Linked DNA regions of Mus musculus: regions 1 and 2 are each linked to region 3. Evidence: chromatin loops called from intact Hi-C (ENCODE). Cell type or tissue: left cerebral cortex. All regions are shown on one strand. Region 1 has its middle 110 kb from the start of Mb21d2. Region 2 has its middle 48 kb from the start of Plaat1. Region 3 overlaps Plaat1 (phospholipase A and acyltransferase 1).

Region 1 (8,000 bases), 180 kb before region 3:
CACTTTGGCTAGCTTCTTTCTACTGAAAATCTGCCTGGAAGAAGCACTGTCCCTGTCATATTTGTGTAAATCTGGGTAAGGCTGTCCCTAGACTTCTATATTCTCATCTGTAAAGCAATATATGTAGCCAAAAAAGAGAAAAGGTCCTCTAGAACAAAGGGTAAATCCCTGACATACTATCATTCTTCACTCTTGTACCTATAGCAAATATAATTAATTGCTTATAGCGTTTCCTCCCAACCCTCATGCAGCCTTAGAATTCTACGCAGTAATTGACCAGAATTAGCAGTGTGAGACCTATTTGCTCTGCCTGCAGTTTAGTGATGCCTGTGGACCTTTGTGTCGGGTCTCAGTAGTTAGTGGCTTGGCTCATGTAGTGCCTCTGGCACAGCGTGGCATAATCAGCATCAGCAGGACAGTGCAGCCGCAGTGACACCAAGATATTTGAGGGGAGGAAATCACAGGTTTCAGAGACAACACATGTGGATTCATCAAAACTAAAGGCCACATGCTACCCAGGAGGAAACCTGCAGATAAATGCATTAGATGAGTGGGTTTTACCTTTTAGTTTTCTATAAATGCATTATTGAGCACTTCTGTTGTCAAATAGTGAAGAACTGAGGTTAGACCTCCTTAAACCAGAGTTTAATTTTCTGGTTACATTATAAAAAGGAAGGTAGGACAAGGGTGGGTGGCCATGGCAACGATCGATGACTCCAGAGAAGGACTCCTCTTTAATACAGCTGTTTGCCCCTGTGCTGTGTCAGCTCTTTCATCCATTAATTAATGTGTCAGCTCCTTAACGTGGCTGTGTCCCTGTTGCACATTCCATAGGATCGTCTACAGGCTTTTGCCATACAGGCCTTCCAGTGGTACTGTTCCCATCATGTTACTCTGCTGTCAAACCTTCAGTGTCTCCGTGGTGGGCAAAGATCCATCAGATTGTGATGTTTAGAATGCAATTCCTCAGTAGCTCCAAGCTCTTATAGAGTCCGAGTAAGAAACTAGTGGCTTTCATTCTTGCTTAGAACGTTTTCCAGGACCGAGTGGTGGTGGCACATGCCTTTAAAATCAGAAACGACGTTAGAAGTTGAAATGCATGTGTGCTGGAGAGTGAAGCAGAGGCGGAGGCAGAGGCGGAGGCGAGTGGATCTCTGAGTTCAAGGCCAGCCTGGGCTACAGAGCTAGTTCCAGGGCATCTAGGGCTGTACAGAGAATGGGTTTCTCCCCCCCCCCCTTTTTTAAACCAAACTTTCTTCCCTTTCCTTCTTCCATGTCCTATATTCATTCATCTGCTTCATATTCTTCTTTTGACTCTAATTGCACCTCCAGCTTGCTAGGGACCATCTTGCTCACTCCTAGGCTGTGATCATGTGCACTTTACAGAGGTTCACTGGCAGAGACTGCTGCCTCTGCCTCTGTCATTCTGTGTGACGTTGTCCCAGGGAAGGTTTCCTAGAATTAGAAGCTGAGACCAGCATGTGTGTGAGTTATTCAAGTGCTCCCAGAAGAACACTGGATGGAGTGGAGAGAAACAGGACGAGGGCAAGGAAGAAGGAAGCCAAGGCGTTCTGGGGAGATATCAACTTCAGCCTGATTCCACAGGATATTTGGAAGTATAAAATAACTATTAAATTGCTCCCCCTTGAGGCGGAGTCACCAGGACTTCATAAGGCTTAATCAGTCTGTCACTGGACAAAGACTATCCCCAGAAGGACGTAAACTCTGCATCTGCAGCCATCTCCACAGGGAAACAAAGTTAGTCTGAAAAGAGTTACAGATACACAAACATTTAAAGCAGCGGGGAATGGTTCTCAACCTTCCTAATGTTTAATCCTTTAACACAGTTCTTCATGTTGTCGTGACCTCCCAACCCCAACCATAAAACCATTTGGTTGCAACTTACCACAGTAATTTTGGTACTGTTATGAATTGTAAAGGGGTCACCACCTACAGTGTGAGAGCCACAGATTGAAAGTCAAAAGTCCTGCTAGAGTCAAGGAAGAAATATGATGGAATTGTGAAAGAAATGGGAGAGGATCTTGCCAGATCACATCAGCATCTACTGAAGAAGTTCAGGCTCTATAACCTAAGGGGCTTTGCTTAGTTTTCCATTATCACACCGCATCACAAGTGTCATGCACACAGGAGCCTCACCATGGCATACCTACAGCGAACAGTGTACACAGGCTTCCAAACCTAGGGGCCTATGCCAGCAAGTATTTCTGTAGAGCATTTGTCAGATGCTGTGACTCAAGGTTGGCATCCTCCATCTATCCCTCAGGCTCTGATCTCTAAGAGAGCATCACCTGTTGCCCCACTCCCATCTCACGGTACTTCATTAATAGAGCAGTTGGAGAGCAGAGCAAGCTGGCTTTTCCCCTCCTTCCCAGCCCGCCTAGCTCTAATGGATCAGCACTGCCTGCCATGTGACCACAGGAAAACCACAGTCCTGTTGGCTAGAACGACACAAAGATAATGAGACAATAACCTCCTCTCTCTGAGATGCTTCCCTCGGGAGGGAAGGCACACGGGCAGGGAGACCTGGTGAGGCGGGATTGCAGTGGGCCCGGGAAAGCAGAGCATCGGAGGCAAGTCTGTGGGGGCTGCTGTGGCTCTGGCGGTTTATGCGCGCCACCTTTGTGCGCCTCACTTATGGACTCGGTGGGTGCCACATCTGATTAATTTAAAAAGCGGCACCTTCCCTCCTCTCTCATTATAGAGAACTCCACTGGGCCTTGTCTTGACAGGTTAGGCGCAAAATGACAGATGGGGCTGAAGGAATGGTCCCCTCCCCCCAACCTAGTCAGAGTTCCCTCACTGACCTCTCTCCCAAGCTTGGAGGACAAGTCCTTGTGGCTAGGCTGCTGCACAGGGCACCACCTGCTTGGAACCTTGATAGCAATTAAGAAAATTCTCTGTTGCATCTGCATTTCGACTTTAACATTGACTCTGAATTTGTTATTCCCTGTTTGAAGGTTTTGTAAGAATATGCTGTTTATTCCACTGTAACAAGCTAGTCACATTAAAAACAAAACTATGATTATAGAACTGGATAAAGAACATGGCTCCACTTATGGAGAAAAATGTTTAACTACCCACCAACAGTATATGCATTAAAAATCTGAACGTATTCTAACAATCTGCATGAACTGGTTGCCCCCATCCCCCGCAGGGGGGAGATGAGATCACATGGGAGGAATCTTTATTCTCTGCTCGGTTTGGATGCTTACTCTAAATGAGATGGAAATACAATGGCATTTCCATTAGAAAAAGAATTTATTGTTAAATTGACTTCACAAGAAATTATACCTTTAACCATTGTGCTTAAAACAGCTATTTGTTTCATTTGAGTCTTTCTCCATCTAACCACGATGAGAATTACAGTGTGTATGTAATAATTCTTAGCTTAGAGTTTCACTTAATGCTACTTCATTTGTACTTGCCCGAGAATATAATTGGCATAGTTTTATTAGCGGATGCTTAATTGTACATGGATTCAATGTCTATTTATATAGAACAGCGTTCTTTGGAAATCACATGCTAACTCTTTGCCTGTAGAGTTTACCAGAGCTGAAGACAAGGGGGTGACCAATGGCTGACAAGTTCACCGGCAAGCCTTACACATACTCCACTCCCTTTACTTTATAGGAGACAAGGTCAGAGAAATAATACAGCCTGTTAAAGACACATGGTTCCTACCCGTCCTTGAATGGTGGTGGTTTGAGAACTCTCCTAGAGTGTGTGGCTGCATGTGGGTGTCCGTGCTTGCTTGCTGGCATTGAGCTTCATTTTCACATTTCTATATCAGGTAGAATGAGGCCTGTGCTCGGAGCTATTCTCTGTTCTTCCCAGCTGGAAGTCAGCTCCTTACCACAGAAAACCCATCTGTACTTCCTTTGTAATGTGACTTCTTTTCATTTATATAATCTTCAGCCCTAGATCCTAAGTTCCTTGGGGAAAAGGATCTATGTCTTACTTCATATTCCCTTCCTTCGTCCTTCCCTCCTTCCCTCCTTCCTTCCCTTCCTCCCTTGCTTCTGTTTCTTCCCTTTGGAGACAAGATCTCACTCTGTAGCCTGGGCTTTAAACTCACAGAGCCTCTGCCTCATGAGTGCTAGGGTTAAGCGTGTGCACAACCACACCCAGGTAACACAGCACTTTCTAAAACAGTGGTTCTTCACCTTCATGATGTTGCAACCCTTTGTGGTGACCTACAACCATAAAATTGTTTTTGTTGTTACTTCATAACTGTAATTTTGCTACTGTTATGAATTGTAATGTAAATATGTGTATTTTCTGATGGTTTTAGGTAACTCTTGTGAAAGGATCATTTAACCCCCCCAAAAAAGGACTAAAGACCCACAAGTTGAGAACAGCTGTTCTAAACAGCTTAATAATATTAATAGGTGTTAGGGATAGAGAGATGGCTCAGTGATTAAGAGCACTGACTACTCTTCCAGAGAACCTGGGTTCAATTCCCAGTACCTACATGCATTTCACAGGTATCTGACTCCAAGTCCAGATCTGTTATCTAATTCTGGCTTTTGTAAGCACCACTTACGCACGTGGTTCATGGAAATACACAAGTCAAAACCCTCATAGACATAAAATGAATAAACTTAAAAAATTAAAAGTAAAGTAGTTGTAGAAAAATATATAGCTTTCTCTACTCAAGGGACTCATAAAGTTTTTCATTTTAATTTGTATTAGTATTTTATGTTGTATCTTCATTAAGATATTTCATTAACATAATAATTTTGCATACTTAAGAGGTAGAGTATGATAATTCTCTCTCTCTCTCTCTCTCTCTCTCTATATATATATATATATATATATATATATATAATGTGTAATGATTGAATCAGGCAGTTAGCATTTTTTCTCCTTTATCATTTATTTGTTAGAGACTTTGAGTTCCTCTCTTGTAGCTCTTTTTAAAAGAAGTCCTAAATTGCTGTGAACTGTGCTCACCCTATCCATCCTATCTAGTGCTGTAGAATATGAGCACCTGTACTCTTATGTAATTATATTCTGATACATGTTATACAACCAGTTTGCGTTGGCTTATTCGTCTCCTTCCTATATTAAAGATGGCCACTATCCTATCCTTTACTTCATACATATGGCATGTGTTTGTGTGTGTATGTGTGTGTGTATGTATGTGTGTGTGTGTCTGCACACATATGGCATGTGTTTGTGTGTGTATGTGTGTGTGTATGTATGTGTGTGTGTGTCTGCATGCATATGCATGTATGTGTATGTATGTGCGTGTGTCTGTGTGTGTCTCTCTGTGTACATGTATATGTATGTGTGTGTGAATGTGTGCATGTATGTATGTGTATGTGTGTGCATATAAAGACAATGGTCAGCCTCAGGTATCATTCTTCTGAAGATACCTTGATTCTGAGACAGGGTCTCTCATTGGCTAAATTTGTGGGTTAGGTTAGAGCACTCCAGGGATCAGTCTGTCTCTGTTCCCACCTCCCCTACTGCTAGGAATTCAAATACATTCAACCATGCCTGGCTTTTTAGCATAGGTTTTGTTGGTGGAACGCAGGTCTCTCTCATAGTACAGCAAGGGATTTGACAACTGAGCTTTCACCCCAGCCCTGCATGACACCAACTTTTTCAGTTTCCACATATGAGTGAGAACGTGAGGTAATTGTTTTTGTGCTTAGTTTATTTCATGTAACATACTATCCTATACAATTCTATTCTTATTTATAGCTAGAGAATAATCCTTAATGCATAAGCAGAAAAACCTCTTGATGCAGCCATCCCTTTATGGACCCGTACCTGATTCTGTCTGTTGGCTATATGACTAGTGCTATGATAATCAAGGTGTCCATATTAGTGTCTTTTTGACATACTGACTGCATCACCATGGGGGGCACTCAGTAGCAGTTTAGGTTGACTGCATGATAGTTCCATTTCTACATGTTTAAGGAAGTTAAAACAATGTATAAAACAGTCCCCAGAGCACTAAAATTCTAAGCTGGGATAGGTGCAAGAGGATAGGAGAAAGGAATGCTAAGTTAATCAAAATTAAGAATATATGAAGAAGCCATTGGAAACCCGCTATTTTATAAGCTAATCAAAAATGTAATAAAAAAAGGAGGAAGAACAGAGGTATCCTGTATGGGTGAACAGTGTCTGCTTCTAGGAGATGTGGGTTAATAACCCACATTTAATAAATGAAACTCTCTGTGTTGTGCACTGGATGCCTCCTCATGAGTTATGAATTTAGACAGGCCCGGGGGCACTCAAAACAACAACTGGTACTGCCATCATCCTTGGTTGCCAACCAAACTAGATGGTAAATCCCTATTCTTAAAGACACCATAAAGTTTGGTTGCTGCATGCAGATAGGTCACTGCCAACCTGATGAGAAAACCCTCTACTTCTAGTTAGCTTCCATAGTGCTGAAAGGTGCTATATCGGCTACGGTGGGGAAAAGACGTCAATGGTCTTACCCAGTGCTAGACCCTATGTGATGTGATACGATCTTCCAGGCAAGATATGACCTTTGGTATAGTAGTGATATAATGGTTATGGGGGTAACCTACTGCTTTCTGATTGGGTTTGAGGCTAATTCAACTGGAGGGATTCCATGCCTGTTATTATAAACACACGACCTATGTACAATGTGTGTGTGTGTGTGTGTGCATGTGCACTAGATTGCAGGAGTATGTATGTATGTATGTATGTATGTTCCCATGTATGAGGAAATTATAGGCTATAGAGAGGAAAACTGTTGTTTTGCTAGACAGTCATATTGCCCAGTTGCCTTCTATTATGTTTGAGACAATAGATCTATGATGTTTTCAACTCTGGTTAGAGAAGCGTTGCTTCTTTTTCTTTTGCACTCGGTAGTGGTTAATGCAGAGATTCACAAGTAGACCGCATGCTGAGCATAAGTGACTCAGAGTATTCATTCATAGTCTGGTTATCTGATCAACCTTTCCCCACCCAAGTCTCAGGGACAATTGCAGCAGAGGGGGGACGTAATTTAAAAGCTGAGGGACGTAATTTAAAAGGAGAGACATACAACGTTGTCTTTTGTGTATGCCATGGCCATTGCTCATATGAACCTTACTGAAGCTTAGTTACCCGTATAGGAGCTGCAGACGATCCACCCAGACAAAATTCCATCATGGGTCAGGGAGGCACTCCCAGTGTCCTCCACGTGTGAGAAGCTACTATCAGAGCAAGTCACAGTCTGGGTGACATGGTTTTTTGATAAAGAGCTTTAGGCTCAAATGTTCAAAGCTGAACTAAGAAGAAGAAAAGATGCAAGTGGCCCCGACCGTTTCCCCTGCTGCTACTTGTCCTGATCATTGACCGTTCACCCTGTGCTAGACATTAACATCTTATTGTTGACCACAGACACTGTAATCACAATAGAACCAAGAGCAAGAGAACTAGATTGGCCACTTGACAGCAGGATCTATATAATTCTTTCTTTACTTGTTCCATCCCCTAAAACACCCCCCCCCCCCCACACACACACAGAGGCTGATACACACTGTCATGGACAGAAACAAAGTAATTATTCTTTGGTCTAAATTTTGGAAGACTTTTATAAAGAAGTTGAGTTGGACAGCAGCCTTTTTCTTTTTTTAAGTCTGAAGAGACAGACAGCCTGCTTAATGATAAACGAGCAAGCTCCTTCTCACTCCAGTGTGAGAGAAGTGTACATTTAATTCTAAAAATATAGACCAAATTGCCAATGTGAAAATGAATTCCCCGGAGGAATGGAGAGAAAGATGCCGATGCTTTCTGAAGTGCTGGTGTATGTGGATTTGTGAGGCTGATGGAATGCTGGTGTTTACATTAAGAGCAGAATGTGATTGTAGCTGAAACAAATGCTTACCCCTGCAATACAGAAAGGAAGGCATGTGCATCGAAATGCTTTGTATGGGAGCATACAGATGCACAACAATTATTGTCATTGTGAGAAATTAGCTGCGTGATTACGAAACATCAACTTCCAACAT
Region 2 (8,000 bases), 55 kb before region 3:
TCATTCTCCCTCTAGGGCAGAGCATTAATGCGACTATCATCCTCACCGGCTAAACAATGTTTAGCAAGTAAGAAATCATTTCTAGAAAGTGTTGATCGAACAAATAAATAATGATGCATTAATATATATTTTCTTCCTTTTTAGAAATTTATTCTTCTCTCATACAATACCTCCCTCCACTCCTCCCAGTCTTCCTCCTATCTCTTCTCTTCCCCAGATCCACTGTTCCTCTGTACCACTCCAGAAATGAACAGGCTCTCAGTGCTCTCAACCAAACATGGCAAAAGAAGATGCAAAAAGACTAGGCACAAATCCTCACATCAAGGCTAGACAAGGCAATCCAATAGGTGGAAAAGGGTCCCAAGAACAAGTATAAGAGTCAGAAACACCCCTTCTACAGCTCTTAGAGAAGTGTTACAAACACCCCAAGCTGAACAACTACAGCATATATGCAGAGGACCTAGCTCAGACTTATGCAGATGATTGCTGCTTCAGTCTCTGTGAGCCTCTATGAGCCTTGCTTACTTGATTCTGTGGGTTGATTTGTTCTTCCAGTGTCCTAGACCCCTCTGGCTCCTAAAACCTTTCCTCTCCTTGTTTTGTAGGGTTCCTTGAGTGCCATCTAATATTTGGGTGTGGGTCTCTGCATCTATTCCCATCAGCTGCTGGAGGACGCCTCTCTGATGTTGATTGGGCTGGGCATCTATGTATGCGTGTAGCAGAATATTCCTAGGAATCATTTCATTGACTTTTTATTTTGGTCAGTTTTGTTTGGTTCTACTCTAATCATCTGAGTCACCCAGCTTCTGGTTTCTAGACTCCAGGCATTATTTGGGCCTGGGCTCCCTCTCATGGCTTGGGCTTCAAGTTAGAACAGTTATTGGATGGCTACTCTCACAAACTCTGAGACACCATTTGTAGTGACAGTTTTGGAGTTTTGGTTTCTTTGTAAAACACAGAAATGTTATGAGCGTATGTTTTTATTTTGATCCCCGATGTGGGATTTGAGGCTACTTCAGACTGTTCACGGCAGCAGACTATGCTTTGCCTAGTGCTATGGCAGGGGCATGATTTTGCCAGCTGTAGATTCTATGATTGTGTGACAATTGTAATTCTGGAGACCTTAAGAGGGTATATAAATGTAACAACGCCTCTCACCAAGAGGCAGGGTGAGTTGTTCCTTGGATGTTGGTTGGTTGGTTGTTTTTTGGTTGTTCTTGATTGCTATTGGTTGTAGTTGATTGTATTTTGGTAAGCAAAGAAGAAACAACAAAAGGAAGAAATCTGATATCCTGATCGTGAACATCAAACTTGCCCCAAGGAGTTCAGTGCCCATAATCAGCAGGAAGTAATCTAACAATAACATTGCCCCGCTTCTGATCTCTGACTTTATACAGGCATCTCTTTCCTCTCCTTTCTATCCTCTTTTCTCTCCTATCTAGTACTAGGGGTTTGAAAGGATAGAAAGAGAATGAGAGAAAGAAGAACTCAGAAAGTAGCAAAGACTGGCTACAAACATTGCCCCAGGACATCTTGCCGGCAGAGAAGGTAGAGGTCAAAGGTTTTATGGCTCAATTGGTGTCCTGGTTCCACACTGGGATCCTTGGCAGGTTACTAAAGATGGCCAGTTCTGGCTCTGAATTTCTTAATTTAATATTACCTTGTAATTTAATAAACCCCAATTACCTCAGTTTTAGAAACTCATTTACACAGAGTTCCATGGCTTAGTAGATGAAATTTGGTAAGGAAGCTGGAAGGGAACTCTTCCTGCTCATTTACTAATGGCCTTGAGAAAAATATTTCACTTGTTGTGTAGCTCCTAGAATAGCAAACTGGAGGAGTTTTACTATTTACAGGTCATTTCATCTCTTTCCCAAGACAAAGTGATAAAATAGGATTTGTGTGGGTTAACATTATACTTTCATGTTCAAGGAAGAGCTGAAACCCACCTCTCTTGCCCTACCCTGTGCCACATGAGTCAGATCAGGACTGTGTCTGTAAGGAAAGCTAGGAAGAGGTACAGGGACCTGTGCCATGTTGTAGAAATGTCATCATCATCTAACAGCAGATGCTGAACTGCATGCCTAAATAAAACATCTCCCTAGTAACTCATCCAAGATTTCCTCATTTACAGAAAGCAGCACTACACCCCAGTATGGAATAGGGTGGCACAATAGCCAAATAAAATATCTGGTTCTTTATCCATAATTTTACTATTGACACATTTCTTTCAGATTTATAATTTTCTATTACTGCAAAGTACATAGTTAGTAAAAAATTACAACAAATCAGAAATGTAAAACCTGGAAAATCATGTCCCAAAGATGAAACAAAGCCACACTTTTATGATACTCAAGTTATGCTTTTATGTAGAAACAGTAGTATCTTTGAAAGGAGAAAGGGTCAAGTATTGTCACCTTTCAGGGACAGTGTGAACCTCTGTGGAGAAGATGCCAAGTGACTGCTTCTTAAGCTGTGAGATCACCCAGGTATTCCTCTATCTTTCCCTTTTCCCCAGATGTCAGAAACTGAGGTTCGTCAGCCTTTCCATAGTCTCTCTACTTGTCTATGGTTCCTCTTGTACCCACTCCCAGAGCCAACTATAGAAAAGTCTTAAAATTCCACTACATTTTCCATCTTCAAAGGCCTTGACACAGATTTTTGTCACTGCTCTAGTTGATAGGTGTCGCATCCCACTCGACCAGCAAGAAATATGCAACCACCACCAGTTCTTCTTTAAGCAGTTTACTCAGGCAGCTACTTTCAAATCCCCCAGCCTCTCTGGTTACAAGTGTTTTTCACTCCAGCCACAACCACGCCCCCCCCCCCCCCCAATCACCACAGGTCACATCACCTCACCAGGCAGGCTTGCTCAGCCAATCAAGGATTAAGGGGGAGCCATCCACCAAATATGGGCTTGTCTACTGCCTGGAGCAGATTTCCATCCTGCTGACCAGGAAGTCCAGAATGGCTCCCTACAGATAGGTTTGTTACTACATAGGGCAAGGGGATAAAGAAAAGGGGACAAAGGAATAACTGTCACAGAGAACCCACAAAACCTCTGGTTGCTGGGGACATATTTACTGCAACTTCTGGACAGCAATGGTGGAACAAACTTCCAAGTTCCTTCTTGCTACTGCCTACATTAACATCAGCTGAGGGTCAGTATTTTTTTTCCTATGAAGGCTGACACAGTGGGTAGGAGAGCAAAGGCAGAGATCAGCTTGGTTGTCAAAGCTTTGAACTTTGTCAGCTTTGTTTCTTCCCCTCTTTCCTCTCTGAACCATTTACTTCTGAAACTACTGGGTGGCATCAGCTGGACAAGGTAGGTCACAGCCTTGAGGCACCTAATGTTTTTAGGAAATGGAGGTAGTGTCTGAAGACTGGCCATCAAAAAGGTAGAAAGAATCAAAATATGTAATGACAAAAATAAAAAAAGGTTTGTGGAAAAAATGTCTGAAAAGAATCAATTGATATAACAGAATTATATGGAAAACCAACATGTGTTCATAGTTTCAGAACCCAGACCACAAATTCGTTTTACTAGAGAGAGAGAGTTGGAGAGATGGATCAGGGGTCAAGAGCTCTTGTCTTTCCAGAAGTTCTGGGCTTGGTTCCTAGCACCCAGACATCTGTAACTTCAGTTCCAGAAGATCTGAAGTCTTCTGGCTACCCAGCGTACCAGGCGCACGGTGCACAGACAGAAAGACAGAACACCCATACATATCAAATAATAAAATGATTTTTAAAGGAAAACTGTAACCCTACAATGTATAAGCACAGCAGATTTTAATCAAATGATCGATGTGGACATCAGAGGTAATGCATCAGATTGAAAATAGTGTGGCGTCAGCTCAGAGGCAGGTGAGAGGCTTATGGCATTGCCTCTGCAGGTTTTTTCTGCCAGAGAAGAGTACCTCAAGTCTAATTGAAAAACCAACAACACAGGAATCTAAACAGAGGCATATTCTACAAAATGACTACAGTGTAATCTTGAGAATAATTAAGGCCACGAGCGTGTTCCAAATGAAATGATAAAACAGCACACACCGTGTGGTTCTGAATGCTGTGCTTTCGCTCTGCAGGACACTGTTGTGACAATTAGTGACATTTCAGGGGACCACAAGAGTAAAATGTTAGCACGTTGCGAACAATCATTCCCTCCATTTTAATAGTTATAGTTATTAATTTTCTTTTCCTTGTTCTCTTTTGCAATATGACACATGGAATTACTTGTGGTTAAAAAGATGCCATTTCAGCGAGAGATTCTCAACGGTCCTGAATGCACATGGGTTTTATTCTGCACACAAAGTGCTACTGTGTGCTTGAGAATATGTCAAAGTTTTAAAACCACATTCTAGGCAATGATTTAAATAGTCTTCCAGTTAATTTTCTACTTTCAGGCAAAAAAAAAAAAAAATGCTCTACTTGACTCTCCCTTCCTTATGTTTCTCTTCTTAAGAGAGACTGTGTACTTGGGAGTATGGAAGGCAACTGGGTTATGTAATATCACGCCTCTGAAGAAGGCAGGGAGATTGCTAGTTCTCTTTGCTTCCCAGCACTGTCTGCCACAGTGCCACAGACCAAAGGCTGGCTTTGTCTGGTGCACAGTGCACCACTCACAGAAACCAGGTTTGCAAGAGAGAAAAGGTTTGTTTGCAAGTCAGCCAAGAGTGGAGGTGGGCGACCCAAATCTCAAATGCACAGCCCCAAAGATAGTTTGGTGATATTTATGGGGAAAGAAGCAAGGTGCCTGGGGGAGAGGGGTGAAGGAGTTAGTGTCCTGTGACAAATTCAGAAACTGTCAGAGGCGGTAAGATTCGAGGGTGAAGTTTGTAGCCATGGATGTTAAAAGTGAACTACTAAATAGTGGTCCAGGCCCAGGGCGAAAGTCTCAGGCTGTAACATAAAGCAGCCTTCAAGGGCCTATGAAATCACATAAGCACTGTTGGCAGCCCACTCATCTGAGGAGTTGTCAACTACTAAACTAGTGGAGTTAATAAAATTCTGCTCGGCCATGTCACCGCAAGGCCACACCCTCCCCTTTCCCACTGCTGCCACAAGGTCTCCAAGGCTTGGTTGCCAAGCCCTTAATTGGGCCTCAACTTCCTGCCCTGTGACAACAAATGTGTTCTCTCTCAAAGGTGGAAGACCACATGGCCCCACTCACCTGTTAGCATGGCCATTGTATGACTTTCTTGTTGCTGGAGATGGTTGTTTATTGGCCAAACTTAGAGTCATCTGCTTGAAGGACGGGCCTAGGCTGCCCAGGGGATGAAGTAAGGATTCCCGTTGTGCTCTCCGCAGTCATTGCACAACCTCCTTCTGCACGATACTGGATGTTGCCAAGGGTTGGATTTTCCAGTGCTTAAAATAATCAAAGTCAAAATCTTAAAAGTATTTTTCTGGGTAGTCTGACTAAAAGCCATAACTCACGTATGCTTATCGGTGCTACAGCTTAATTCAGTAAAGAAAAAAAAGAGAGACGGGAGAGATGGCTCAGTGGGTAAAATGTTTGCCCTGCACCTATGGACACCAGTTTGAATCTCTAGAACCCATGTGAAGAATAAGCTGGTGGTGGTTGAAGTATCTGGAGCCCCAGCGCTCCTGTGGAAAGAGGAAAGGCAGAGAAAGGAAAGTTCTGGAAGCTTAGAAGCCTGCAATGCTGACACATAAAGCCCTAAATACCAGAGACCCTGTCTCAACCAAGACAGGTGAGGAACCCCACTTGAGTCCACTCTCCGACCCACACATGCACCATCGTTCATGTACACATATGCTCACATGCAGAAATGTGCACATACATTATACATAATCAGACAGCATGTGTGGGACAGAAAACCATGCCAGAATGTTTGGTAGAGTCTCCAGGCTGAGACCTGGAGATGCAGTGGGCACATACCTGAAGCTTAGGCAACTCCCAGCTCCCTGACAGACTCCTGACCTGGAATACGTTCCATACTTCTCACATAAAGAAACCTATGGTCACATAGGTCCAAAGCAGAGCTCTCCATGCTATTGAGGTACCTAGAGGCCCAGACGACTTAGCCAATAAGCTTTCCTTCCTAGACATTCCTCCCGGCAGAAGGTATTTAATTTCAGGCCCACATTGATAAGTGGATATGGACATTTTTATATATCCATTTTCCACCATGAACAACCAATAAACTGTTTAGAACTATGGACTGTCTCCTTCATCAAGATCTGCCGGGGGTGGGGGGTGGGGGGCATGGAGAAGGCATTCTACAGATCCATAGCTTAATTTTTCCATAGAAGCCCATTCTGTGCTCCTAGCTGCAACCTGCCTCCACCAAGCTAAGGACACTGCTGGGAAAAGCTGGAAGCTGCACTTTCCCTCAGCTGCCATGGTAGACACTGTTCCCAGCCTGTGAGCCCCCATTCTGTTCTCTGCAATTCTGCGACTCCCGGTAACAACTTGATGTCCAAGACTCTGAAAACCAGATGACCCCAGCCTCGTCATAGGCCCAGGGACTCTCGAACCAGTTCAGCTTTCCCACATCTCAAACTGCACTTTCCTAATCCCAGAGCAGGGTCTCAGAGAGGCGCTGAAGCCTGACACCCACCCCTGCGACAGCATGGGATAAGCTCAATCAAACTCCCCTTGTTCTGACTCCCCAAGAGGCCATACCCAGCAGTGAGTGGACATGGATGGACAAGCATGCACACACACACACACGCACGCACGCACGCACGCACGCACGCACGCACACACACACACACAGAGGAAACAAAATTGGCCAATAGAAGAGACGAGCACAGTCTCTTCATTTTCTCTAAGGAACTTTGTGACTATAGCCAGTATTCTCTCTGAGCCCGAGCTGTATCCAATGTCAAGAGTAAAGCACAACAAAGTCTAAGTGAAGCTTATCTTTAAAAACTGTTTAGTAGGAGGGCTGAAGAGATGGCTCAGGGGTTAAAAACAGTGGCTGCTCTTCCAGAGGACCTGGTTCAATTGCCAGCACTCACATGACAGCTTACAACTTTCTGTAACTCCAGTTCCAGAAGACCTGGTACCCCATACCGATATATGCAGGCAAAACATCAATGCAAATAAAAATAGAAAATAAATCTTAAAAAATAATAACCACATAAATTTAATTTTAATAGATTCATCAGAATCTTCTATAAAATCGACCTTAGAGTATATACACAGGGCCATTTTCTCTGTAGATGACAAATAAAAGTAGATTCACCGGGCCTGGGGGGCGGGTGATGGCTCAATGAATTAAACAAAACAAAAGAAACTTTCAATGCAAGCCAGATGACCTGATTAAAGAGGAATTGACTTCCAAATGACATCCTCTGACACCTGCGTTGGCACCATAAATGTTCACATGCACACAATAATGATAATAAAAATATTTAAATATAGTCATAGCAATGACTAAAGCCCCAGGATAAACCTCGCTCTGTAATGGAATCTGCTGTACAGCCGAGTGTAAAAGTGCTCTTCTCATTGCCTATTTACTAGCTGACTACTCAAGAAAGGATGGCTTCAGATTATAAGTAATGAGGAGATCCTGGCCGCAGTGCATCTTAGGTCCAGAGGGCAGTGTAAGAATCTTTTCTTAAAAATGTATGTGTGTGCACGTGGGTGTGTGTGTGTGTGTGTTCATGTGCTTGTGAGCATGCATGCCTATATGTGTGCCACCTGTGTGAGTGCCTGCAGGGACCAGGATTTCCTGTAACTAGACTTAGAGGCTTACGTGCTGTACGTCACGCAACAGGTGCTAGGAACAGAACTCCGGTTCTTTGGAGGAACAGCAAACCCTCTTCACTGCTCAGAACATAAGGATCATAAAACAATATTAAAAAATTCCTTGGGGGGGGGGTTGTGCTCAGGTCTGCATTTCCAGTCTTTGAGAGGTAGAAGCAGAAAACATCGGGAGTTCAAGGTCAACAAGTTCAAGGTCAGCCTGGGATAGCTGAGACCCTGTTTCAACAAAACAAAATAAATTCCCCAAAGGGGAAATAAGATG
Region 3 (8,000 bases):
TTTTCTTCTATGACTTCTAGTGTGATATTCAGGTCCTTGGCCCGCTTTGCATTGAGTTTCAGATAAGTGTTTGGAGATGGATGTTCCTCAAGATCTGAGGGACATTCTCGGCAGTTATCTCATTGAATGGATTTCCCTGTGCCTTTAATATTAATCTTTTCTGTTATTCTGCCCCCCCCCCCACACACACACAGACACACACACACACACACACACACACAGACACAGACACACACACACACACACACACACACACACACACACACACACAGAGAGAGAGAGAGAGAGAGAGAGAGAGAGAGTCTTCAAATTCACATACTGTTTCTTCCACCAAGTCTAGCCAGTTGTTGAGGTTTTCAGGGGTGATAATCTAATGGATTCAGTGACCTCCTCATGTCCAAGATTTCAGCCTGAGACTCTCTGCTGAATTCTCATTTCTATCCTGCAGTGTCTGCCTAACTTCATTTAGCTGTTAATCTGTATTCGTAAGGATCTCATTGAGATTTTTTAATAACCATTTTTTAAGATATTTTTTAATCCATTTTAACTTCTTAGAAACCTGTTGCTAAAGAATTATTATGTTCTTTTAGGGAAATATCCTATTACCCCTTCTTCCTATTGCTTGTGCTTCTACTTTGAGATTTGTGCATTTGCTGGGTCAGTGTCTCTACCACTTTTAAGGGGTGCCCTTAGTAAGTCTCTTTCTTCTGAAGATGTGTCTTGGAGTGGGACGTTTGTCCTGTGATAGTGACTTTGATTCCAGGTGAGTTCTGCAGTATAGTTTTCCTATAACTTCCATGGCTATTGTTCATATGTTTGGCAGAGTCTCAGACCCGTACTCTCCATGTGCTGTGAGAGTGGAGATACTCTGGCAGTTCAGATGGGTGTGGTGTTTTACAGCAGAGGGCATGGGGTCCTCAGTGTAGGGTTACTCCTATCCGTTCCATGTTTCCATCCAACTATTCTGTTACTGGCAAGGACCTCTACTTGTGGTGGCTAGGACTGGGGCCTACTGTACCATTTATGGTGGCCAGGACTCTTGTAGTGGGACCCACTGCACTCCTATGGGGGTAATTTTGCCCAGTCCTAGTGACATTAAATTCAGAATGGACCGTGCGGCAGCCAGACAGCAGTAAGAATTCCAGTTTTTCTCTTTACTGCTTCAATGACTGTTCCTGCCAGCGAGTGGGTCCGGGGTCAGAGATGAGTACACTTCTCTCAGCAGGTTCTGTTTGACTGTGTATAGCTGAGGTAGGAGCTGGCCTCATGGAGTTACCCAGAGCCCTCCTAGAAAGCCCCCTGTATGTCTGATAATTATGGAGGCCTGCTCCATACCTTATTCATAACAGGCTCCTGAATACAGGTCTTGGGGAAAGGCCTGTGGGAACCATGTGTCAGTCCTGACACTGGCCCTAGTCCACATGTGGTTAACTATATTCTGGGTCTCATGGAGCAAGTGTGTTGGTCTCCTGGTATTCAGAGGCAATACTTCCAATCTCCTAGCACCAAACCCTTACAGAGCAGGACATCCTGCATATTAGGCACAGTTACCCTGTTGTGCCTTGGTTGGTTCAAAAGTCAGCTGTCTGCCGAGCTGATGCTAGGGTGTGTTTGTGTAATACAAGAGATTGGGTATGCAGGGATTTTTGATCTCAAGATGGGTGCTTGTCACCATACCCTGAACCTTCCCTGGGAAGGAACCCTTTTCTAAAGCCAGACTTTGCATAATTCTACTCTACTATGCAGAGTTTAGGTTACTAATCTAAATGGGCTGTGAGCTGACTATCCAGTAGCTAGGATTGTCACCATCCACATGGATGATGCTTGCTGGAACTCTCCCTTTCGGCTCACTCCTCCTAAAGGAAGACTGGTTCCTTTCTATTGTAGAGCTGGGGTGGCAGATGCTGGGGTATTTTGCTTCTCTAGCTATGGTCCCAGGTCTCTGAATTTTACTGGGCTACGGTCTCTGTTGGGAGGATCGCCAGTGCTTTCTCTTCTCCGTCGGCCTCTAACACAGCTCTGCGCAGATCACTCTGCTTGTTCTTTGTAGAAGAGAAGTGAATACCGGGCACTTCCTTTTATTCTATTTATTTTTAAAGATTTATTTTATGCTCATTTGTATTTTGTCTTTGTGATGGTGTTGGGCCCCTTGGTACTGGAGTTCCAGACAGTTGTAACTGCCATGGGGTACTGGGAATTGAACCCTGGTCCTCTGGAAGAGGACTCTTAACCGCTGATGCAACTCTGTGCAGCCCCCTTAGTTTTTTAAAATAAAAAAAAAAACTCTTACTTTTAGAAAGAGTTACTAATTTACTTGTTAAAAAAAGTGTGCCTCTGTGCATGTACCCATGTGAGTTTGTGTGCCTGTAGAGACCAAAGAGGCAAAGATGCTCTGGAACTGGACTTCCAGAGAGCTGCCTGATGTATGTTCAGAGAACCAAACCCAGGTCCTTTGCAAGAGCATTAAGTGCTCTTCACCACCGAGCTATTGCACCCTCCTTGTGTGTGTTGAGCACATCTATTCAGCTATCTTGAACATTGAGAGAGTGCTGGTACTTGTTGCCATTCTCCCACTGAAGGTCGGCTGAATTATTTGAAACTATTAGGAATAAAGTCATATTTTTGAGAGTAAATATAAGTACTCTGCCAACTCAATACTAAGGCTTTTTTCCCTATTTTACCCATATTCATGTGTGTTTGTGTGTGTACATGTATGTGTGTGTTTCTTTGTGTGTATGTATGTATATGTGTGAAGGCATTGTGTATGTATGTGTGTGTATGTATGTGTGTATCTCTGTCTGTCTGTCTCTGTCTCTGTCTGTCTGTCTGTCTCTCTCTCTCTCCCTCCCTCTCATGTCTACTAGTGATATTTGGATATTTTCCCACTGGAGATACTAAATTACTCTAGCTCCAATTGCTGAAAATCTGTTGTGAGATGACATATGACTCTTATTTGCTGAAATTATTTTTGGAGCTCACTTTTCTTTATCCTAAGAAACAAGGGCTTTGCACTAGGACTTGATGGCTGTTATTTAAGCTATACTTCTAGATGCTCTGGGATTCCAGAAGCCACAGTTAGGAAAGGGTTAGCCCTTTTGGAGCAATTTGCTAGGATACATAAAAGGTCAGCGTGAGAAGCCACACTTCCCCTTACATGTTAACATGGAGGTCTCGCTTAGGCTCTGGGAGTTATTGTCCAGGCATGCTTATCATCCTACCATTTGTTAAAATAAACCATACTAGGCTTTATGTGGCTAATTCACCTACACTTTGTGGGTCATGTTTCAGACTACATGCCAGAGACTGAAGTGTGTTACTTATTGAATCTTTACAGTGAGACCACCCATTCCATAAAGTCATACATCTTGTCTCAAAGGCACAGCAGGGACCAAATCACACATACAACATGGTCCAATCTAAAGATTTATAGAAAACAATACTATCTTATTATCCACTTGAATAGTTTTTTTCAAGGTATTCAGAGATTATTTTTCAAGATATTCATAACAGCTTGTAATTTACAAGAAATGCTTTCAATAGCTTTCTGAGATAAACAACTCAACCTACATTATTATGCCTGTCTTAACTGTTGTTGCTTGGTTTTCTGTTAGTGAACAAAATGTGAACATCCATATAAAGGAAGACTCTAACATATTTAGGAAGATGGGTAGACTTAATGTGTTTATATAATTGGTTTGTAGTTATTTTTCAACAGATGGACAGCTTACATTTGGCTGCGTTTCTGTGACAGTGTGATGAATGAAGATTTTTGACAGACAGCATGCAAATATTCAGGGAAACACCCTTCCAGTATTAATACTTGGTTTTTAAGAAAGACTTCTATAGTACCAAGAAAGTAAGGAAAACTGTATCCCCATGTCTTTAGCCTATGCTATTATGTGAGTGAGTCGGAAGTTTCTAGCATTTGTATTTCAATGATGGGGAGTCTATAGAGTTGCAAGACAGCACGATGGTAAGGAACATCATTGTCAACTAGAGACTCAGCATGTGTACAGTCCTTATTCTTCCTCTGATTGAGGAGATGCATGTGACTCCCTCTTGCTGACTTACTCTATTTCTGTGACTACACAGAAAGTGCAACCTCTGCAAGACCAGCTGTCAGAAGCATATGTGCTTTCTAAAGGGTGTTGATTGAGAAGGAGAAAAATGTTGCCACCTTGGAAATTCCAGGTCACATTCACCAATGCAGTGAGCTTCCCCATCTTGCACCTTGTCTGCTTCACTGTTTCTGGAATCACAGTAAGGGATGGGGTGGGGCTGGTTGTCATGGTTACGGGGACAAAAGACATCAGAGATGTAGCAGGTGGAAGCCAGAGTCTTAAACATGCTGCAGTACAGAGCGCATTCTGAACTTGGAAGAAATGTTCCAGAGCCCGCATTGCACCTGAATGTCTGGCTTGATATCCATCTGGCTTGTAGCCTGTCTTTCCTTAAAATAAAGTGGCAGAGTGAGTTTTATGGTACAAGATATTTTTTACATGTTTTACTGTTCACAGTGTTCAGCATCCACCCACACTTATGTTTCTTGGTTGTACTGCACATCACACAGTCTCAAAGAATTCTGATCTTAGACTCTGGATCCCTGACTACTTCCCACTATGGAAGCAAGTGTGGGCTGATACTTTTTGTTATTTTGTTTTAGAACATTTGCATAGTAAGATAATCATACATTTGCTTTCCCTGTATTTCTCCTCCCTGTTCTAAACAAGGAATATTTTGAAACTTAATTATTACTGAAAATTTGTACAGAAGGAAGTTCTACAAACAAATTCTAGATTTAAAGAACAGGCTTTGTAAGCACCATTGTAAAGAAATTTGCAGGAGCTTCCCCTCCTACCCTTACTGCTAACACACACACACACATACATACACACACACACACACAGAGAGAGAGAGAGCACTGTGAGTCTGAGTTGTTACCAGAGGTCATCTCGGTAATTTCTTTGTCCCTCTGATAATGTGGAACCAACCCTTGCTCAGCTTCTCATCCTGTGAATTGGAACAGCAAGCTCATCTTTATGCCTGTCCTTACAGATGGCGGTAAATGATTGCTTCAGTCTGACCTATCCTCACAACCCACACCCAGGAGACTTGATTGAAGTGTTCCGTCCTTGCTATCAGCACTGGGCACTGTACTTGGGTGATGGCTACGTGATCAACATTGCACCTATAGGTAAGATTTGTTTCCAGGGGCCCCCTGGGAGATTTTAACTTGTTTTGTATTTAGTAGCAATCACAGATAAGATCATAAAGTAGATAAAATACAGAAACTAAATCCTACTAATTTAGAAAATGATATTCAAAGACCAAAGCGTCATTTAAAAGATTCCACAGACATTAAAATTAAAATCTCTAAAAAATTCCTAATGATGACTTGAGGGAGGCATTGGCCCCAAACATGACTAGACTCTGTGTCCTTATGTCTCACACATGTGGGTGATTTTACTTAATTCAGCAGCTACTCGTAGGTTGTGTAGTATGTGATGAATGCCTCTCTGGGTGTTGCGGCTGCCCAGCTATATAGATATCTACACAATGGTACTTATACTTTCACAGACAGTGGGAGAAAAGAAGAACAAATTATTAGACGTGCTAGGAAGGATGTAGAAAATCCAACTGAGGAAGGTGGCTGGTGAAGCCCTGGATCTAGGAAGAAAGGAGTGGGCAAAGGGGTTGAGGGGTGTGTTACAGTTAGGAGAGTTCTGCAAGGAAGCAGCATCAGAAGATGAGAGAAAACTAGTTCCATTGTCCCTGGGAAACTCGTGCCTCAGAGGAGAGGCAGCAAAAGCTAAGAACACAAGCCTCGAAGTGGGAAGCTAAAAACAGTTGACAAAAGAAGAGAACAGATATTTCAACTTTATATCCACCGTTATAGATTGAGACACGGACTGATCTCTCACCCATCTCTTTAGCAAAGGATAGAATGATAGTGTGCAGTGTGGGCAGAGACAGGGGAACTGGGTACAAGGATATGGTTGGTGGAAATAGAAACTGATAATGCCATTCACAAAACCACTTTCACAGTATGTGTTAAGTGTTTTCAAAGATTTCTTATACTCTGCATCTAATTTTACTTCCAGGAGTCTGGGGAAACATTTAAAAATGTAGACAAATTTCATGTCTAATGAAATTTAAGAAAACGAGACAATGGCTTAATTTTCAACAGGGGGCTGGTTAAGCACTTTATGACTTAGCAAGTAGGTATGAGGTATCTGTGTCTGTTAGAATCCTTGAGTTGTATATCACAGAAATAAAGCTAACACTAGCTTAAGCAAACAATCAAAAAGACAGGTCCATGACTTACATCAGAAAGGCTTGAGCTGGCCTTGGACAGCCTCAGGGTTAGGAATGTCATCACATCAGGACCTTCAGACTCACATGTGTCTTCCTTCTCCTGCCTGTTGCTGTCATTCTTTGACTGTGGAAAGAAACAGAGACAGCTCACAAGCTGAGGCACCATTCTTACAGTTCAGTGACTCAACAGGAAAGAGCTAATCTGCTCTCTCTGTGTTGGAGTTTAGAAATCATGGAGAATGACTCTAAATTGGCCCGTTGTGAGCCACAACTCCATTTCTGAAGAATAAGATGTAATACAGTGATTGGCTCTGGCAGGCAGTTTGAGGAAGAAATAGGCAATGGTGGAACTATAATAAGATAAAGCAACTATAATAGCAATTTTAAAAGCACACTTTTAGACATGTTTAACTATTTGGGAGATGGTCTTAATGTAATATTTTAAAATGTCTAAAGTGCAATATGTGACATAAAACTTCACTTAAAAGAAGTGTGACATATATCAATGTATACAACATCTGTTCCTGTGTACTTCCAGTGTCTATAATATAAACTGATGAATGTTGCTGCTCTGTTGAAGAGACTGAGATAGAAGAGGAATGGAAAACGATTTTGATTTAAGTCAAAACTGAAAGAGAAACTTACATGGCAGTTTATGTAGAGTTCCTTCCTCCTAGGAGTTACAGGAATATGATATGCATAGAAGGTAGGCACATGTGGAGAGAGAGCAGGTCCCAGAATATGCCAAGCCACAAGGAGTCATGGTACTGGCATCATGGGCCCAGATACAAAGGGTCCTGGCCATCTAGGCTGTGATTATCAGTAGAGGTATCTCAGGCGAAGAGACTGAAGGATTCTTCAGGCAGGGAAAACATAGAATGGGGCACTATCTGTGTTCTGCCTACTGAAGTTAGCTTCAGGTTTGTGACATTAGTTTGCTGGCCAGAGGAAATGACAGAAAGAAGACAGGATCTTCCAGCAGGAAATGTGGGCTTCCGTTAAAGCCCAGGGAAGAGCAAGTGTATGAAGAAGGAAGAAGTACAGAGAGGTGGTAGAATCAGAACACAGCACTCCTAACCCCTAAGATATCCATTTGGAAGAGTTCAGATGCTAAGAAGGAACAGGCACAATAGAATAATTGGTCAATAATCTTAATCCTACTTTGTTAGAAATGTATGCAAAAAAAAATCTCTCATAATACCAATCATTAAAGGCCTTACTTCCCAAGAACAGGCAGAGAATTCCATGCAACTTGTATTTTTTCTCATATGTAATTGAGAACACAGTGTGTGGTTGAGATCAAGCACTTTTAGTTTACTGCCTAAGGAGAAGAGAGTAATTGAAGTTCCCCCAGCATCTCTAGCATTCATTCCTAGATGGCATTGGTACTCTGTGGACCAGATCGCTAAGCCCCACCAACCAACGTTCTCATTACAGATGGCATTCGCTCATCATTTACAAGTGCTAAGTCCGTGTTCAGCACAAAGGCCTTGGTGAAAATGCAGCTTTTGAAGGATGTTGTGGGAAATGACACATACAGAATAAATAACAAGTACGACACAACATACCCTCCTCTTCCTGTGGAGGAGGTGATACAACGGTCAGAGTTCGCTATTGGGCAGGAAGTAGCCTATGACTTGCTGGTCAACAACTGTGAGCATTTTGTAACCTTGCTGCGCTATGGA

The links. Hi-C counts contacts between places; a loop is a spot of excess contacts. Peaks named below come from ENCODE experiments on the same cell type or tissue, not always from the same donor. Only the 100,000 strongest peaks of a DNase experiment are listed, where the experiment ranks them.
Region 1: it touches region 3 in a loop (2.7-fold over the local background); 2 of 42 quality-filtered maps call a loop at or near these places.
Region 2: it touches region 3 in a loop (8-fold over the local background); 4 of 42 quality-filtered maps call a loop at or near these places.

Annotation. Positions count from the first base shown.
Region 1 is chr16:29,031,922-29,039,921 of GRCm38, forward strand. No RefSeq gene overlaps it. Among named protein-coding and RNA genes, the nearest start is that of Mb21d2, 110 kb to the left of the region's middle. In left cerebral cortex, a CTCF peak has its summit at 1,639 (motif pointing left); a DNase peak (open chromatin) is centred at 3,792; H3K27ac peaks cover 524 bases.
Region 2 is chr16:29,157,844-29,165,843 of GRCm38, forward strand. No RefSeq gene overlaps it. Among named protein-coding and RNA genes, the nearest start is that of Plaat1, 48 kb to the right of the region's middle. In left cerebral cortex, no CTCF peak of the experiment used is centred here; DNase peaks (open chromatin) are centred at 1,997, 4,594 and 5,277; H3K27ac peaks cover 1,391 bases.
Region 3 is chr16:29,212,557-29,220,556 of GRCm38, forward strand. It overlaps Plaat1 (phospholipase A and acyltransferase 1), which reads left to right. Exons shown (of 4, transcript NM_001357092.1): 2 at 5,056-5,194; 3 at 7,753-8,000. The coding sequence starts at 5,056. Among named protein-coding and RNA genes, the nearest start is that of Plaat1, 6.4 kb to the left of the region's middle. In left cerebral cortex, no CTCF peak of the experiment used is centred here; DNase peaks (open chromatin) are centred at 4,377, 4,996, 5,750 and 6,488; H3K27ac peaks cover 723 bases.